Regions from separate parts of the Homo sapiens genome. Here region 1 is linked to region 2. The links are chromatin contacts, found by Hi-C or POLR2A ChIA-PET in ENCODE. All regions are on one chromosome and are shown on one strand. Each heading gives the region's core, a stretch centred on a gene start or an enhancer-like site at or near the end of the contact. The rest is flanking DNA. Distances are from core to core; before and after follow the strand shown.

Region 1 (4,939 bases), core at 2,022-4,521, 120 kb before region 2:
GGTGCTTTAGAAATAACCAGATGGACAGAGAGTGCATCCTGTTGTCCCTCAGCCGTGGATAGAGGGACCCAGCTTGAGCTCAGGATGTGCCATAGTTGAAATTCAGGTGTATGTGGGCAACAGGTGGGACCCCCTTGACCAAAACTGTCACAACCAGGGTAAAGTTGATTCCACGCAGAGAAAGCAAACAGGGCTAATGATAGTAATCAAACACACCTGTGCCCCTTCCCCACCACCTTTCCATCCCCGTGGCCAGTTGGCACAGTCTTACTGACCCCCGCTGTGCTGGGCACTGAGGAGATGAGGCTGGGCCCACAGAGCTGACCATGACCCGTGTGGAATTCCCTCTTTGAAGGGAAACTGACCACTGAACTGGAGATTACAAGTCAGAGTGGAAAGTGACATGGTGGAGGAGGAGGGCTGTAAAGGGGTGGGGTGTGTGAGCCCAGAGAAAGTCACATAACCTGGAAGTGAAAGGTGATAGGGAGTACGTAAGGTCAGAAGGATGGAAGGACTCAGCGGGGGAAGCAGGGTAGCAGAGAGCATAGGAGAATGTTCCAGACAGACAGAAGGGCAGAGGCAAAGGAATGGATTTTAGCAATTGGGAGAATTTTCTAGGGGCTGGAGCACAGAGGGTGTGTGTTTTGGAGGCAGGGAGGGCAGGAATGTGTCCTCCTTTCCAGAGAGAGTTGGAAGGCATTTGGGGGTGGTTCTGAGCTGGGGGAGACATAATCAGAGTTGGGTTTCAGAAGGAGGACTGTAGCTGTTCTTCTAGGGATAGAATGGGGGGAAGGGACAAGACTGGAGGCTGGGAACCAGCTAAAAGAAAAAGACACTCCACATCACCAGTCATCCGGGAAATGGAAATCAAAGCCACATGTAATAGATCACTTCACACACCCTAGGATGGCTATGACAGCCACCAAAACCACAGAAAATAACAAATGTTGGTGAGAATGTGGGGAAATTGGAACCCTCCTACGTTGCTGATAGGAATACCACGGAGCAGCCACTGTGAAAAACAGTTTGGCAACTCCTCAGAGTTAACATGTGACCCAGCAGCTCCACTCTTAAGTATATGCCCCCAAAAATGGAAAACAGGGACTTAAACATTTCTTGGACACCAGTGTTCACAGAAGCATTATTCACAGTAGCCAAAAAGAAACAACCCAAGTGTCCCCCAATTGAAGAATGGATCAAAATGTGGTGTAAATATACAACGGAGCATTACTCAGCCATAAAAAGAATGAAGCTGTGATACACACTACCACATGGGTGAACCTGAAAATATTATGCTATGTGAAATAAGCCAGACACAAAAGGCCAATACTGCATGATTCTATCTACATGAAATATCCACAAAAGGCCAGTCCTTAGAGACAGAAAGCAGGTTAGTGGTTGCCAGGGACTGGCAAAGGGGAATGGGACGCCACTTCTTAATGGGTCTGGAATTCCTTTTGGGATGACAAAAAAGTTCTGAAACTAGAGGGTGGTGATGGTTGTGCAACATTGTGATGTACCTAATGCCACGGAATTGTACACTTTAAAATAGCTAAGATGAGCCGGGCACCTGTAATCCCAGCTACTCGGGAGGCTGAGGCAGGAGAATCACTTGAACCCAGGAGGCAGAGGTTGCAGTGAACCGAAATCGGGCGACTGCACTCCAGCCTGGGCAACAGAGCGAGACTGCGCCTCAAAAGAAAAAAAAAATAGCTAAAGTGTTAAATTTCATGTTATGTGTATTTTACAAGAAAGACCCAAAACCAGACATGGGGTCATGAGTTAGGGGTCCTGCAAATCCCAACAGCATTTTTCCTTCTTCCCCTTTAGCCAGCAAACTCCAGGCACTTTAGCTGGTGGTTTTCTTCCCTTTGCTCCCCTAGAAGAGCCACACAGCTGCAGGTGTCCCAGCCCGGAGGCTATGGGTAGCTGTCGTCAAATGGCTGGTGGGACCCCAACACCTAGTGGGCCAACACAAAGGTCAGAGATGGGGTCATCTGGGCAGAACTGCGACTGTGAGCCTCCAGATCTTTATTTGAGGGCTGACGCGCCCTCTGGCGGGCACCTGGAAGGGACAATGCACGGCCAGGCCCCTCCTCCCACCTCCTCCCTCACTGTCACGGGGAGCCCCAACTCCCCATTCCTTGCCAAGGCCCCTTCCTCCTAGCATGGTGACGCTGCCCTTCCCACAAGCACGGTGGCGTCTCCCGCATCGTACATTGCTCTTCCCACCCACCTCGCGTCCCGTCCCTGCCATGGGAAGTTTGCATTCCCAAGTCCTGCATTCCGATTTCTGTCCTGGGTCCATCTCTTATCTCCCCAGGGACCTGTTACCAAAGCCCCCTGCTCAGTCACTCTCAGGAGCCCGCCGGCAACTTTCCGCCTCCCCCACAGTCCTCGACAGCAACTCTACAATGTGGGCCTCGCAGCAGGATTTCACTCGATTTATTTTGTAAGAAAAGTTCACTTTTTTTTGTTGTTGGTAGAGACAAGGGTCTCACTTTGTTGCCCAGGCTGGTCTTGAACTGCTGGCCCCAAGCAATCCTCCCGCCTCGGCCTCCCACAGTGCTGGGATCACAGGCGTGCGCCACCGCGTTGCAATGGCTGCACTAACCACTCAGAGCGTCCTTGGGGTTCTGGCCTGCAGGGCGCGGCGTGCGCGGCCGGGCTTGCTAGGTTAGGGACCCGCTGCCCCAGGACTCCGGCCGTGGGCAGCTGTGACAGGGCTACTCCTCTGGGTCGGGCAGGGTCCAGCCCTCGCTTGGCCGGCGCCCCAGGGCCTGGCTCTTGGATTTTCCTCCCGCGCTCCCGGAAAGCGGGCAGGGGTGCAGCGAGCGCGCCGGCCGCCAGGGGGCACCAAGGGCCGGGGGCAGCAAGGACTCCTCGTGGCTTCTCCGCCCACCGCGCAGGGCGCAGACTTCCGGACGCAGGGCCCCGCTCCCCTGCCCCCTTCCAGACCGAGGCCAGAGCCGAGGCCCAGGGTCAGAAGCGCTGGCCCACGGCCGACGCATAGGCAGACAGGCCCTCGGGCGCTCACGCGCAGTCTCCAACTCCAGCCGGCGTCGCCGGCGCCAGCACCTCCGCGGGCGGCCCCAGCCTGGGAGCACGTGGGCCGCGGGGCTGCGGGCCGATGGCGGGGTGGGGACCAGCAGACGCGCGGGGATCCACGGCAGAACAGCCCCTTACCGTGGCGGGGGCGCTGAGGTCCCTCGGGGCAACCAGAGGACGGAGGCTTGGTGCCGCAGGGCAGTCGGGAAGGCTTCCTGGAGGCTGGGCTTGAGCCGAAGGTGGGTGGGATTTCGGTGGCTGGCAGGGGGTGGGGGCCACGCCTCAGGAACACTGAAGCCACTTGGGGAACAGGCGGCACAGTGAGAGATCCAGAAGGAGGAGAAAGCCGGAAAGCGAGCAGAGGTGGCCCAGACCGTGCAGGGGAGGTCCCTGAGACCCTGCCCGGTACAGGATGTGCTAAAGGACCACCTGGTCTGTAGTGGGTCTCTGGGCCTGCGAGCTAGGGGAAGGGGCTACAGGGGTCCTCGCCTTCCCCCAGGCTGCGGCGTTCCCCAGGAGAAGGCCAAGGTTGACCCATGTAGGATTCCCCAGCAGGTGGTCAACCCCTGGCCTGTGGAAGGGGCCTGCGGACAGTGCTGGAATGGAATGGAGTGCAATGGAATGTGTCGGAGGATGTCCTCATCCTCTCCAGGCCAGAAGATAACAGATGTGCAGGAGTGGAGATTTCAAAGGCAGAGAGAACAGGAGAGAATCCAGAGCCTCTTCCCAGAACCCCCAGCCCCTGCAGAGAGAGGGCCCCCAGGCCTCCGGGAGACTGTGCAGATGACACAGGAGCTCTGCTCCTCAGCGCATGGACGCCCTGCTTAGGCCTCGCACCAGGCTCTCCCCTCTACCTGCGGGTGCCTTGAGACAGGACAGCCATGTTTTCCTTTGAGCTTCTATTTCCCCTCCTGACCTAGCCAGAGCAGGCCCAGGTGTTCTCTGAGGTCCCTTCCAATGTGACAGGCCAAGGTGGGTGTGTGCACCTTGCACTGCAGGGACAGAACATGCAGATCCCGACTGAAGGAGAAAGACTTTAATCCTCCCCCTTCCAGGCCCAGGGCTCCAGTTAAGACAAGCAGAAGTGCTACTGTGCGGGGTTCTGGAGTCTCCTGTGCTCAGGTTTCTTGCTGTCCTGGTAAGGCCTCCACTGCACGCACATGGCTCAAGACTGGTGTGGTGAACACCAAGGCTACCCAGTCTCCTGGGTGGTGGGGTCATGTGACTTCACGAGGCTTTGCAGGTGTCTGACTGCCTTCTTCACCCTCCAGTCATTGAGGTCTGAGCAGATGACCTGCCCTGGACAGTAACAAGCCTACGGAGAGGGAGAAAACCGTCAGAGTCCTGGGACCATCCCCACCCTATGCTGACCAGGAGCCTGAGGCTGAGAGGCCCAGGGTCACATGGGACATTGGTGGCAGATCTGAGATATCAGGTTATGTCCTCTAGGATTCTCAATCTTCCATGAGTCCGAGCCTTGATCCTGCCACTGCAAAGAAACTGTGGACCCTGCGGGAAGCCAGGGCTGCAGGACTTCTTGTCCCCCTCTACGGACTGCCATGTCTCAGAGACCTGCAGAGGCTGTCCATCAACTGGGAAGGCTGGGGTGAGCCCTGGCCTTCTAAACTCTCCTCTGGCCCCAGTGAGAGACCACATCAGCCCCTGGTTTGCTGCATGACCAGGGGGTCGTCCCATCCATCTCTGGGCCTCAGTTTCTCTAAATGTAAATCCAGGACTTGGACCCCTCCAGGGTCTCAGTGCTTGGTCTGGAACAGCCCAGAGGAACAGGGCTGGCTGGTCAAGGAGAAGAAGGGTCCTGCTCTCCCCTCTCCCCAAGGTGTGGTCTGGGGGCTCCAGGGGCTGCCTCCTCCCATGCCCAGCTCCTAGGATG
Region 2 (4,254 bases), core at 1,249-3,748:
ATTATAAGAGTATTATTAGGGAAGTGATAAATGTCCATGAAATCTTCACAATTTATGTTCAAAGATTGCAGTAAAGACAGGCGTAAGAAACTTTAAAAGTATTAATTTTGGGAATTGATAAATGTCCATGAAATCCTCATAATTTATGTTCTTCTGCCTCAGCTCCAGCTGGTCCCTCCATTTGGGGTCCCTGACTTCCTGCAACACAATGCCTTTTATTTCTTTTTCTTGTCTTATTGCTCTGGCCACTACTTCCAATACTATGTTGAATCAAAGTGGTGAAAGTGGGCATCCATGCTTTTTTCCTGATCTTAGAAAAAGAGATTTTAGTCTTTCACCATTGAGTATGAAGTTAAATATAAGCTTTTCTTTTCTTTCTTTGTTTCTTTCTTTATTTGGAGATGGAGTCTTGCTCTGTCACCCAGGCTGGAGTGCAGTGGCACGATCTTGGCTCACTACAGCCTCTGCCTCCTGGGTTCAAGCAATTCTCCTGCCTCAGCCTCCTGAGTAGCTGGAACTACAGGCATGTGCCACCACGCCTGGCTAATTTTTGTATTTTTAGTAGAGATGAGGTTTCGCCATGTTGTCCAGGCTGGTCTCAAACTCCTGACCTCAGGTGATCCACCCACCTCGGCCTCCCAAAGTGTTAGGATTACAGGCGTGAGCCACCTTGCCTGGCCGATACAAGCTATTCATAGATGGTCCTTATTATTATCTTGAGGTAGGTTCCTTCTGTTTCTAGTTTGTTGAGTGTTTCTATCGTGAAAAGGTGTCAAATCTTGTCAACTAACTTTTCTACATCAGTTGAGATGATCATGTGGTTTTTGTCCTTCATTCTGTTAATGTGGCATATTATATTGATTGATTTTTATATGTTGCATCTCAGTAATAAATCCCACTTGATCATGGTGTATAATCCTTGTAACATACTGTTGAATTTGGTTTGCTAGTACCATGCTAATCTTCTCTGTATTGTTCCAATTTTAGAATATGCACTGCCAAAGGGAACACTCCCACAGCTTTACTTTTTAAATATGGTATAACGTAAAAATACATTAAATTTAGGCTATCAAATGAGTTAAAGACCAATAATTCTTTTCTACATTTGAAACACACAAAAATTAAGACACACATGTGCTAGTTCTTCTGTTTATTGTTTTCTTTGAGGAATTGGGCATCACCTCCTATACAGCTTCAACCTTAACCTTAGCAAATGACTGACTGCCTCTTTGGAAGGTGCTGTGAAACAATTTGGCCTATAGAGAGCATCTGTATTTGCAGGTTCTATAACATTATATGAAACTTGTTTGTAAATAAACCTAAATTGTTTAAAATAAATAAGGATATAAATAATATGTACTGAGAATTCAGTTCTTTTCCAACATATATGCAATAATTCAAACTTCAGGGTACGTAAAATACAACACCTCACACAGAATAATGTGCAGAATATGCGGAGTAACAAAAATTCTCTCCTTGACCAAACTCTAGCCAGGTTCCTCTGAGCCATTTGTGGACTAGGCCTCAACAGACTTGAACAAAACTCTAACACAGTCTCTAACAGTTCAAGGTAGCATCTCTAGGATGACTCCAGCCCCGCTTTAAAGGGCCTGCCTAAAAAAACTCAGGCTGCCAAAGGAATTTACTGTTCCAGCCAACACCTTAAGATATGGCTCCTATCTCCCAGCATCTGTAGGAGGATAAAAGCCTAACTTCCAGAAACACCCTTTAACAAACCCAGATGGGTTTCACATGGACTAACCCCTACTTCGCACTTTTTGTAATCTTTCACTTCCCTCACTCTTCTGAGCGCCCCCTCATTCCTCTCCCCTTCCCTATTTCCCCATTTTTCCTTTAAAGTCTGAGTAACATTTGTACAAATCAAAGTTGAGTTCAGTTCGTGCTGGACTCCTCCTTATTCCATTAGTATATTACTGGTTAAAACCTGTCTCAACCGCTTTACTGTCCTGCTTTGTCTTTGACAAAGGCACGGGGGTGGATTTATTTTTCTGGCTGAGTAGAGATCCTAATGTCAGGCACTGCGGACGGTGAGGGCCACGATTCTTTGGAGAAAAGTTCCAAGGGGCTATACCATTGGAAACTAACACCAGCTAATAGAATTGTCTGCTCTGCGTCACAACTCATGGAAGTTGCTGCTTCTGATCCAGAGCTGGGAAAGGTTAACAGGTGATTACAAAAGCCTAGGATGTTTTGTCAACTTCCTGGAACAATTCCACCAGTCAGAGCCCAAACCGGGGGCAAAGGAGGAAGAGAAACTCGAAGCAGGGTGTGACCAGGGTAGACAGGCTGAAAAAGGAAACAAAATGTAACATCCTAAGAGAACGCAGAGGCCGAATAAAGGAACTAACCCTCACCTGCAGCTCAGATTCTACGCCGGCGCCCGGAGCTGTGTCCTGTTGCCTAGCGACGGCGCATGCGCACTGACTAGCGCAGCCCCCTAAACATGCATCCGCGCCTGCGCAGCCGCGGGTCGCCCAGGGTTGGGATGTTGGTGTCGGCTGGGGGCTGCTGTGAGGCGCTTGGTAGCACCCAGTCCTGATACTCTCCAGTTACCCGGTAGGCGGGGCTCGGACACAAAGAAAAGGTGAATTCGCAGCTGAGAGCCCTTGTTTCCGGTCCTTTTTTTTTTTTTTTTGAGATGGAGTCTCGCTCTGTCACCCAGGCTGGAGTGCAGTGGCGCCATCTCGGCTCACTGCAAGCTCTGCCTCCGGTGTTCAAGCGATTCTCCTGCCTCAGCCTTCTAAGTAGCTAGGATTACAGGCGCGCGTCACCACGCTTGGCTAATTTTTGTATTTTTAGTAGAGCCGAGGTTTCACCAAGTTGGTCAAGATGGTCTCAAACTTCTGACCTCGTGATCCGCCCGCCTCGGCCTCCCAAAGTGCCGGGATTACAGGCGTGAGCCACCGCGCCCGGCCGTCTCCGATCTTTACACGCATTCTTCGTGTTATCTGAAGACACTCTGACGCCACCACCCAAAGCAACTGGCAGTTGACTCTTGGCAATTTTAAGCTTGTGTGGAAAGCAGCCGCCGCCCGGTAGCTCCTTTTTATCTAGAGACACTCAGGATGTGGGGGACACCCCAGCAATGCCATCCCTCCTTTGACCTCCAGAGCGCGCAGAATTACAAAGTTGAGTAATACTTTATTTGAAAAAATGAAAAGTGCACACACACACACACACACACACACTTACATAGGCACAGTATAATCTGGAAGTATGACCAGCAAATGATAACTGATTCCCTCAGGGGAGAAGAAACTGGGTGGCTGAAGGACAGGAATGAGAAAGAAGGACAGTTGCGTTTGTTTGTATCGTTTGAAATTGTCCAGTGTGTATGTGTTCTTTTCAAATGTTTGAAGAACCATTGGCTCCCTTATCAAAATGTAAATACCAAGGAAAATCAGGAATTTAAGAAGTCTAAGAATTCTGTAATGCTGGGTAGAATTTTCTGTACGTGTAAAACTAAAATGTCTTTTGTAAATCACTGAGTCTTCCTGTTTATTTCTGGTTAGAGATCTTTGGGGGCTTGGATGGAGGAACAGGAAAAGAGGAGCCAGGCTTTTTTGGAAAATTGGCGGCAGCGGTGGCATACGGGAAACTGAAATCTTTATCTAATCTCATCCTTTGTATATTCGTCTTGGATTTGCTGAAGAAAATTAAAAGGTAAATTTTGCTGTGAGCTCACTGAACTCAAATTGAAAGGGAACATATGCTGTTTATTTTTGTGAAGGACATTAATTGGGTGTGACTGGCAGGGTTGAGACCTGAAGTTCCTCTTTTAGATAAGGAAAATTTCCCTTGGTGAGAAATCTCTAGACTAGTTATGATAGATTCCTAACCCCCAACCTTGAAAGGTAACTTAAGGCTCCCTCCTCTAAGGGAAGGGCTGAAGAAAAAATTAAACAGGCAACTGTGCCTATGAAGATTTGCGAAAAAAAAAAAAAAAAAAAAACATCTAGGACACTTCTCATTCACTGGGTCAAGCCAGAGCCATCAACTTTGTGACCTAGTGAGTGGTTAGTGGATATAGGCAAGCGTAGTAACTTGGGACCAGAGGTTAGGGATCCAGAAAGTTGAAAATGTAAAGACAAAGGCCAGAGGTTATAACTTACTGCCTCTTGGTAAGTAGGAAGCCAGAAGTTGAGCTCCCAAATAAAATGTTTTAGGAACTGTGGTTCTTAAGTAACTCCAAAAGTCAGTACATTTACAAAGAAGTAAATGAAACCTCATAGG

What was found. A loop is a pair of places that touch in the nucleus more often than their neighbours do. ChIA-PET counts read pairs that join two places held with the same protein, here RNA polymerase II (POLR2A). Pooled maps may share reads with other maps.
Region 1: a loop to region 2 is called in a pooled map, with 2.4 times the contacts of the local background. The contact joins the promoter of TLE7 here to the promoter of TAT-AS1 in region 2. A Hi-C loop is called at or near these places in 2 of 50 pooled maps. POLR2A ChIA-PET finds 5 or more read pairs at or near these places in 3 of 52 experiments (MCF 10A and WTC11).

What each region holds. Positions count from the first base shown.
Region 1 is chr16:71,438,783-71,443,721 of GRCh38, forward strand. TLE7 (TLE family member 7) reads right to left here and starts at 3,272. Exons shown (of 10, transcript NM_001367365.2): 1 at 3,187-3,272.
Region 2 is chr16:71,562,518-71,566,771 of GRCh38, forward strand. It overlaps TAT-AS1 (TAT antisense RNA 1), which reads left to right and starts at 2,499. Exons shown (of 3, transcript NR_103852.1): 1 at 2,499-2,605; 2 at 3,534-3,684. It overlaps TAT (tyrosine aminotransferase), which reads right to left. Exons shown (of 12, transcript NM_000353.3): 12 at 3,143-4,254. LOC124903710 (a long non-coding RNA gene) reads right to left here and starts at 2,423. Exons shown (of 2, transcript XR_007065106.1): 1 at 2,376-2,423; 2 at 1,136-2,307. It also overlaps the pseudogene RNU6-1061P. RefSeq lists an enhancer at 2,919-3,450.